3 separate regions of the Mus musculus genome follow, and regions 2 and 3 are each linked to region 1. The links are chromatin loops, found by intact Hi-C in ENCODE. Cell type or tissue: left cerebral cortex. All regions are shown on one strand. Region 1 holds the start of Reep1 (receptor accessory protein 1). Region 2 overlaps Reep1 (receptor accessory protein 1). Region 3 overlaps Reep1 (receptor accessory protein 1).

Region 1 (2,500 bases):
CAAGCTTTAGTCAGGCGTGAGGCGTGGCAAGGCATGCCGGTGGCTTCCCTATTATTGATGCCAGCCATGCCACAGAAATCGAAATATTTCACATGCCACCTGAAGGTACAAAACAAACCCCCAGCAGCTGACAACAGCTGTTGGAGAGACCCTTGTGGAGTAACTTGATGGGCTTTGGGAGCAATGGGCAGAATGATGCCTGGGAGACAATGGCCAGGACTTTAAAGACGGCTCTCCTGGATGGCTTTGCAAATCAGTTCAGAAGAGGAGAAAAGAGATGTGTGTGCCCTGCACTGTCAAAGGGAGTTAATAGCCCCTCTTTCTTAGACAAAGAAAATGCTGGGCACGTGTTCCTCATCCAAGCCCCCCCACCCCCAGACCCATTTCAGTCCCAGGTCCCCTAAGCAGGTGCTAAATCAATCTTCCAGATCCAGGTAAGAAAGGTGAGAGGCAATATTGGAAATAAAACAAAAGTCCCCATCACACATCCCCCAAGGACTTCATACAGGCCTCACCCCAGATGACTCTGCTCTCCTGCACCGCCTGGGAGGTATCACTGCCACCGCCCTTGGGGGGTGGGGGGAAGGGGTGCTGTCTGTCACTCGGAAATTTCCCTGTGCATTCCTAGAGATGCCTGCCCCTGTCTCTCAAACCCCTGCAAAGGAGAGCAGGCAAGAGGAAGGAAGACATCTACTCCAAGATGCACACTAATGTACTTGCCACCTGCCTTTGCCTCTGTCTATTTGAAAAACCTAAAAAGGAGTATTTTCCCACTTCATTGAGTGCCCCACCTCCATCTGGCTACTCATCTCCGCGATGACCCCTTCAGGCAGCGCCCCTGGCTTGTCTGGACTGTATGTCATTTTCACCCGACAAAGCGCGGCGGCAGGCGAGCCCAAGGCATTTTCTTCCAAAGGAGAGAGAACGCGTGGAGCACCCACTCGGGGCCTCTGCAAATCCGCCCCACCCGGAATGGAACAAAGCAACAGAGAGAAGGCGAGACCCATTGCCCAGCCCCGGCAACTCCACCATCGTGCGGGGACCCACGCCCCGGTCTCCCTGCAAGGCGCCGCCTGCGCCCGCGGCTACCCATGGGTCTGTAGCGTCGCGCGTCCTACGCCGCCTCGCGCTGCCCGCGTCCCCAGGCAGCTACTGTACCTGCTAAATTTAGCGACCGCCGGGTATTAATAGCTAGCGACCCGGGGCTGGTGGTTCGCAGGGGCGCGCGGCCCTAAGGGGACATGGGGATCGGGAGGGAAGGGAAGAAGGGACACAGGAGAAGAGGCCACTTACACCACCAGCCTGGAGATGATCCACGACACCATGGCGGGCGGGCGGGCTGGCGCGGCCCGGATTGCTGGGCTGCGGGCGGTGCTGCGCTCCCGGCACGTCTGTCTGTCTGTGCACCGCCGCTGCCGCCAGACTGAGCGCACCCGCCCGGTCCGGCCCCGCGCTCGCGCGTTGGCGCAGCCGCGGCACGTTCCGCCCGCTGCCCCAGCCCCCAGGGGCTCCGCGGGCCCACGGCGATTGGGCGGCTAGCGGTGAGGGCACCAGCGCGACCCGCCCCTGCTCCGATCGTCCCAGCCCCAGAGCTGCAGCCAGGGCGGGTCCTCCTCCGCCCTCCTTGTGAAACCGTGTGGTGCGGTGGCTCAGTGCACTGGGCCTCCGAACCCCCAGGGAGGGCTGCCTCACCTTCACTAGGTGAAGTGGGGAAACTGAGGTCTGAATCTGGACTTTGAAATCCTGCCTACACCTGTCTAGACGAGGTTCTGTCATTCTTCACTTAGATAATACGCTAGCCTCAGGAGAAACCTGAAGCCTTCAACTAGCATCCCATAAGTCAACATCTCAGCAAGTGTCTGCCTACTGACAGCTCTAGTGTCCCAACTCGATCTCTTTGACTGCAACCCCATCACCAGTCACCGCGTGTCCCTTCAGTTGTTTCTACTGCAGCTCTCTCTCTCTCTCTCTCTCTCTCTCTCTCTCTCTCTCTCTCTCTCTCTCACACACACACACACACACACACACACACACACACACACACGTCAGAGGTCAACATGCAGGAGTCAGTTCAATGCAGTTGTCCCGGTGATAGCTCGGGCCATCATCAGCCATGGCGGCAAGCACTAGGGGAGCGGTCTCACAGACCCACACCTCAGACATTCCCTGTCCATACATTCACTTCTGTCTTTGATTCGTCCTCCAGCCTCAGCTCGGAGGGCTATGAGAGCCGAAGGGCATCATACATCATGACCCAGCAGTGTTAACAGAGCCATGTGGCATCTTGGGCAAAATGGAAACCGCGTTCAGTATCAACACGTCAATGCATTTTTAAAATATTGCATCATATAGGATTTGTCTTGATCACGGAATTTTATGGTGTCCCTTTAAATTTTGCAGCCAGGCTTTGTGACTTGCTTTGCTCATCCTGAGGATGGACCTGAACCAACTTCAATAGCACTTGAAAGCCTTTGTCCTTTTTATCCCTGGGCTCTGCTGC
Region 2 (2,500 bases), 48 kb before region 1:
CTCAGCTCCCATCTCCCAAAGCCAGTTTTACCCAGAAACCTTCTAACCTTAACTGCCAAGCTCCCCCATGGGGAAGTGTGCACACCCCAGCCAACAGACAGCTGTTCTACTTGTCAGTTAGGTCTCACTCAAAATGAATGAGCTGCCACTCTGGCCATACACCAGGCTCCTGTGAGCTGAGTCAGCACAGAACGATTTACCAGGGTTTGATCTCGCCCAGCTGCCTGCGAGCAAGCGTGCTCAGCCCCTGCCCTGGAGCGGATCAGCCTTGAATTACAGAGACCTCAGTAAGGCCTCCCTCCCAGGCCCAGCTGCTGAGTACCACAGGTGGGGAGGGCTCGGGAGGGGGAAGCACTGGAAGAAGAAGCTGCCTATTGCTTTAGCCTGGGCTGTGTCAGTTGAGAACTGGGAGCCTCTGTGTTTGCAGCTTTTTGGCTATTTATAGCATGGGCACAGGGCTGTCCTCACACATACCAGGGATGGGCCTCCAGAAGTCACCCACTCTGGGTCCCCTGTTAGGAGCAGCTGAAGTAAGTGGTTCTGGGAACAGGGAGCAAGGGGGCTGGGCTTTGGTTGCAGCTGAACTGGAGGTGTTCATCATAAAGACTTCTTGGGAAATCCACGAAAATAATGACTTTCAAGCTAGCTCTGAATTAATCCATTCATACTTTAAAAGATTTTGCTTTTCCATTGCCATGGGCTCAGCTCTCTGCCAAGTGCTGCAGAGAGCTGATTAGGAACACCCCCACCCTCAAAGAGCTGACACGTCAACCAGGCTAAAACTGGTGTCGGAGGACAGACTGGAAGCGGGTCAGAACCAGCGAGCCAGGTAATAACCCAGGTCACATGGCTTCTCAAACCTGTGTGCCGTCTCTGGGGGAAGAAGGTGGTCTGTGGTCTGTGGTCTGCAGTTCCCCGGGTGAGGGAACTGGCCAGAGAGATGAAGTCACCATGGCACCTGACCCCGAGTCCCAGATTCAGTTTCTCCTTACAGTTCGCTGCTTTCCTCACTTTGATACTTAGGGTCTGGACAGGGGACAGCTTTGGATGGGGACAGGACTTCTGAGGAGTCACATGAGAAGGGTGATAGGTTCCCTTCTGCCACAGACCCAGACTAAGGGACAAGTTCCTCCACCATTCACGCTGAGCCACCCGCCCCCAGTGAGCGGCTTCACTTACATATTCTTTAATGTCCTTGGACTTCACAGCCTTGTATGAATAATATGCAGGATAAAGGGTGCCAAATATAAGCCTGCAGAGACGAGACAAAGGAAAAAGAGAGACATGATTTTCACCCATCCTGCTTGATGGAAATCATAAAACATCATATCCAGGGAACCATTCAAGCCAGGGAAATAACTCCCCTGAAGGTTTCCCGTTCACTGCTACATAATTCTTAGAAACACCTTTTCCTGAGACAGCCACCCACACACTTCCTTCTATCTTGGCTTGGGCAATATGGAAGGGCGACCAAGAATTATGGAGGTTAAGACAGGAGGAGACAGCAGCTAAGGCTCTGTGGAAGGATGGCTTCCTCTCCTGATGTTGATCTCCACCAGCAGATGCTGGAAGCCTAGGATCATTGAATTTGGCCTCAGCATCTTGCAGCCAGCATAAGCTTTCATATTCACAAATCTAACCAGGTCCACATCTCCTCCCATCAGCACACCTCCTCTGCCTTCACTTCTCTCACTAGGGTCAGTGAGTAGTTAACTCTCAGGCCTGCATCTGAGATCCATCTTCAGGGGAAGCTCTACCTGCCCGTTCTTGATACCTTACCTTTGTCAATGCTGCTTTCTTCTGGAATCTTCCCTGTCTTTTTTTTTTTTTTTTTTTTTTTTTATTAATACCTGCTCATCCATTAGATCCCGACTCCCACATGATTCTCTGGACACCCCTCTGACTTCCCAGACTAGCTCAACTCTTCCCAATGAACTTTCTCAGCATCTTGTACATAGCATCATGGTGTTCTTTCACTTGGCACTTTGATAGGCATCTCACCAGTGAACTATAAATGCACCGAGGGCTGAGCACAGGTCCTCATTATTTGCTCTAGGCGGACCTCAACCTGAAGACCTCCTTGGCTCAGCCTGCCGAGTACTGGGGTTGCAGGCATGCAACTCTATGCCTGAGAACAGGTGTTTTAAAAATTTATTCATTTGTGTATGTATTCAAATGGGTACCATGACACACACATGGAAGTCAGAGGACAACTTGTGAGAGTCAGTATTTTTGGTTCCACAATGTGAGTCCCAGGGATCGAACTCAGGTCATCAGGCTTGGCAGCAAGCACCTTTACACACTGAGCCATTTTACCCACCCAGTATATATTTATGTTTCTGAAACAGAGTCTCACTTTGTAGCTCTGGTTGGCCTATGTAGACCAGGACGGCCTCAGACTCTCAAGAGTTCTGGCTGCTAATGTCTCCTGAGTTCTGGAATTCAAGGTGGCACCACCACACACAGCCTAATAGGTATTTTTAAATGAACAGAGTGTCAG
Region 3 (2,500 bases), 62 kb before region 1:
TGTGGTAAGCAGAGTTTAACCCAGATTTCAACCCCACCTCTCCAGTCTCTAGCTGGTGCTGTGAATAACCTGCACAATTGCATTGACAGCATCTCGAGGCTTTGTTGACTCTGGAGGAAGTGTCCTCGCCAGGGTAAGCCACTTCCTAGATCTAGCCAAGAAAGAGCTCCCAGTACTAGCACAGGCTCCTTCTGAACTTTCTTACTTTTTTTTTCTAATATTTTACTTTTAAATTGTGTGTATGTGTATCTATGTGTAGGTTTATGCATGTGAGTGCAGTGACTCTGGAGGCCACAAGAGGGCGTCAGATCCCTCTGAAGTTATAGTTACAGGAGATTGTGAGCCACCTAACATGAGTGTTGGGAACCTAATTCTAGTCCTCTGCGAGAGGAGCAAGCACTCTTAACTGCTGAGCCTTCTCTCTAGCACCCTCCCGACCCTGGAAATGAGAAAGGGCTGGTGAGTAAGGAAAAGGTCTATGCTCAAAGACCTTTAGCTTTTACATGCAGGTCAATAGTCTAGAGCCTGCAGGATCTCACACTCTCAGCCACTGTGCATATGCTTGCATTTCCCCATACCAGGACCAGATAGCCAGAGATGCTCCTATCTCTCAGAACCACTTACAATAGCGAACCCAAATCCTTCTCACGGAACCATGCTGACAGCAAGCCTCTGCCTCCAGAACCATCCTGGTACCTCCCCTAGTGGCCTTGTGTGGTGCTGCACTTCCTATTACTAGGGATCTTTGATGTGGACAAACATCTCCCTCCTGCCAGCCATTTTCAGGTCCTCAAGTCTGACCACACCTACTTAAAACAAACCCCAGACATCCTTACTTAAAATAAGATGCGGTGGGTAAAAGGGTCTCTTACGCTAGTCTGAGGGACCAAAAAGTAAGTCTTTCCCAGGCATCCTTCCCAGATGAAAGAAGCTAAAAATGAAAGCAACCCCTAGCGAGTCATTTCAGAGCCCTTCCAAACTCATACAGCTCCCTCTCCTCAGACAGCGGCCCACCTCACCAAAGCCCCTCTGCTTTCTGGCTTTAGCAGGCTCTTCCTGAATATTCACCAGTAACTGGGGTGAGGGTGGGGTTCTTCCCCGGCAAAGTCGGTTCATCTTTCACAGCTACAAAAGACCAGGGCTGAAAGAGGGGAGGCGTGATCGATGCTCCCCACCCCCAGAGTGGGACACAGCGCTCATTAAGAATGGAGGAACTTTTGTTTTGAAGACAAATTATTAGCCAGTCCAAGGGGAAAGCTACTGAATCCAGCAAGTTCACATACCAGCCTAAGAAACACAGACAGTCCCAAGGACAGCCATCAATCACACTAGAGCTCTCCTAGTTATTGTGTAAAAGAAATTTTTAAAAAGTAGGTCATGCATGCGCATAGTTAAGAAATGCTAAAGAATCCGAGAGCATACAGAGCTTCCCTCCCACCCAGGCCCTCTAGACTCTCTTCTTAATCTTTATTGGGCTAGGCCTATTCAATCAGGTGGGTACCTGTGATTCCCTTAACTGCCTGTTGGTGGCATTCTCTGTTCTCTATACCCCCGACACCTTGCTTTCCCTAATCTGCCCAGAATCAACAGTATACATTGGGGACCATCTCATACCAGAACATGGAAAGCTCCCGTCTCTTTCATAGCTTCCTATACATGTGTAAGCATCTCCCGGGGAAAGAGATTGATGACAAGCATCCATCATAAGCCAAGCTTCCAGCAAACCTCCCTGTATGTGCTTCTCTCTGTATGCACACCAGTGAGGCTATGGTCCGGGTACTCAGGAGTGGATGATCTGTATGCACTTTGTAGATAGCAGGAAACCGTCATTTAGATCTGAGTAACCACATTCTCACTGCACAGCCAACTAAGAGCCTCTGTCCCAGGCTACAGCATTAGCATTTAGGAAATACATATGTCTATTTGACCTTCCCAGGGGCCCCTCTGGACTGCCCAGCCTACCTTGATTCCCTGAACCATTTGCTATATAGATCACTTGTTTTTTTTTAGAATCTTTTTAGCATAATCCATCCACCCACACTGATGCAGCTTTTAAAAGCTTCAGCAAGAAGTCTGAAAAGATGTCCCTTGCTCCCCAGAGGACCGGAGTTTGGCTCCCAGCACCATGCTGGGAGACTCACAAATGCTTACACCTCCATCTCTGGAGAATCTGACACTCCTTCTTCACATATGCCTATAACGAGTGCAGACACATTCGTATACTCTCTCACACGCAAATACACTCCTAATACCTTTAAAAAGCAACAATAAAAAGTTTCCTGTTTCTGGACCTTTTGGTTCATTCCTTGGGCCTTCACTAGGCAGACCAACAGAGCATAGTACAGTGAAGATTCAGGTGGCAGTGTTTGGTGTGGCCAGTAGGTCTGCCTTTTGAGCACTGTCCCCAACCTGATACCAAGTAGCTCTAGACTGTATAGGAGGCCACTATTAGGCAGTCATGTCTATCCTGGTGATGGAGCCTGGTTTGTCTCTTTTTCTT

What was found. Hi-C counts contacts between places; a loop is a spot of excess contacts. Peaks named below come from ENCODE experiments on the same cell type or tissue, not always from the same donor. Only the 100,000 strongest peaks of a DNase experiment are listed, where the experiment ranks them.
Region 2: it touches region 1 in a loop (2.4-fold over the local background); 9 of 42 quality-filtered maps call a loop at or near these places.
Region 3: a loop joins it to region 1, with 2.7 times the contacts of the local background. A loop is called at or near these places in 5 of 42 quality-filtered maps.

Annotation. Positions count from the first base shown.
Region 1 is chr6:71,706,795-71,709,294 of GRCm38, reverse strand. It overlaps Reep1 (receptor accessory protein 1), which reads right to left and starts at 1,614. Exons shown (of 7, transcript NM_178608.4): 1 at 1,294-1,614. The coding sequence starts at 1,325. In left cerebral cortex, no CTCF peak of the experiment used is centred here; DNase peaks (open chromatin) are centred at 187, 683, 979, 1,517 and 1 more place; H3K4me3 peaks cover 1,897 bases; H3K27ac peaks cover 1,459 bases.
Region 2 is chr6:71,755,116-71,757,615 of GRCm38, reverse strand. It overlaps Reep1 (receptor accessory protein 1), which reads right to left. Exons shown (of 7, transcript NM_178608.4): 2 at 1,180-1,252. Among named protein-coding and RNA genes, the nearest start is that of Reep1, 49 kb to the right of the region's middle. In left cerebral cortex, no CTCF peak of the experiment used is centred here; DNase peaks (open chromatin) are centred at 445, 1,205 and 1,393; H3K27ac peaks cover 1,592 bases.
Region 3 is chr6:71,769,278-71,771,777 of GRCm38, reverse strand. All of the region lies in intron 3 of Reep1 (receptor accessory protein 1), which reads right to left. Among named protein-coding and RNA genes, the nearest start is that of Mrpl35, 53 kb to the left of the region's middle. In left cerebral cortex, CTCF peaks have their summits at 288 (motif pointing right), 1,323 and 1,524; a DNase peak (open chromatin) is centred at 1,675; H3K27ac peaks cover 591 bases.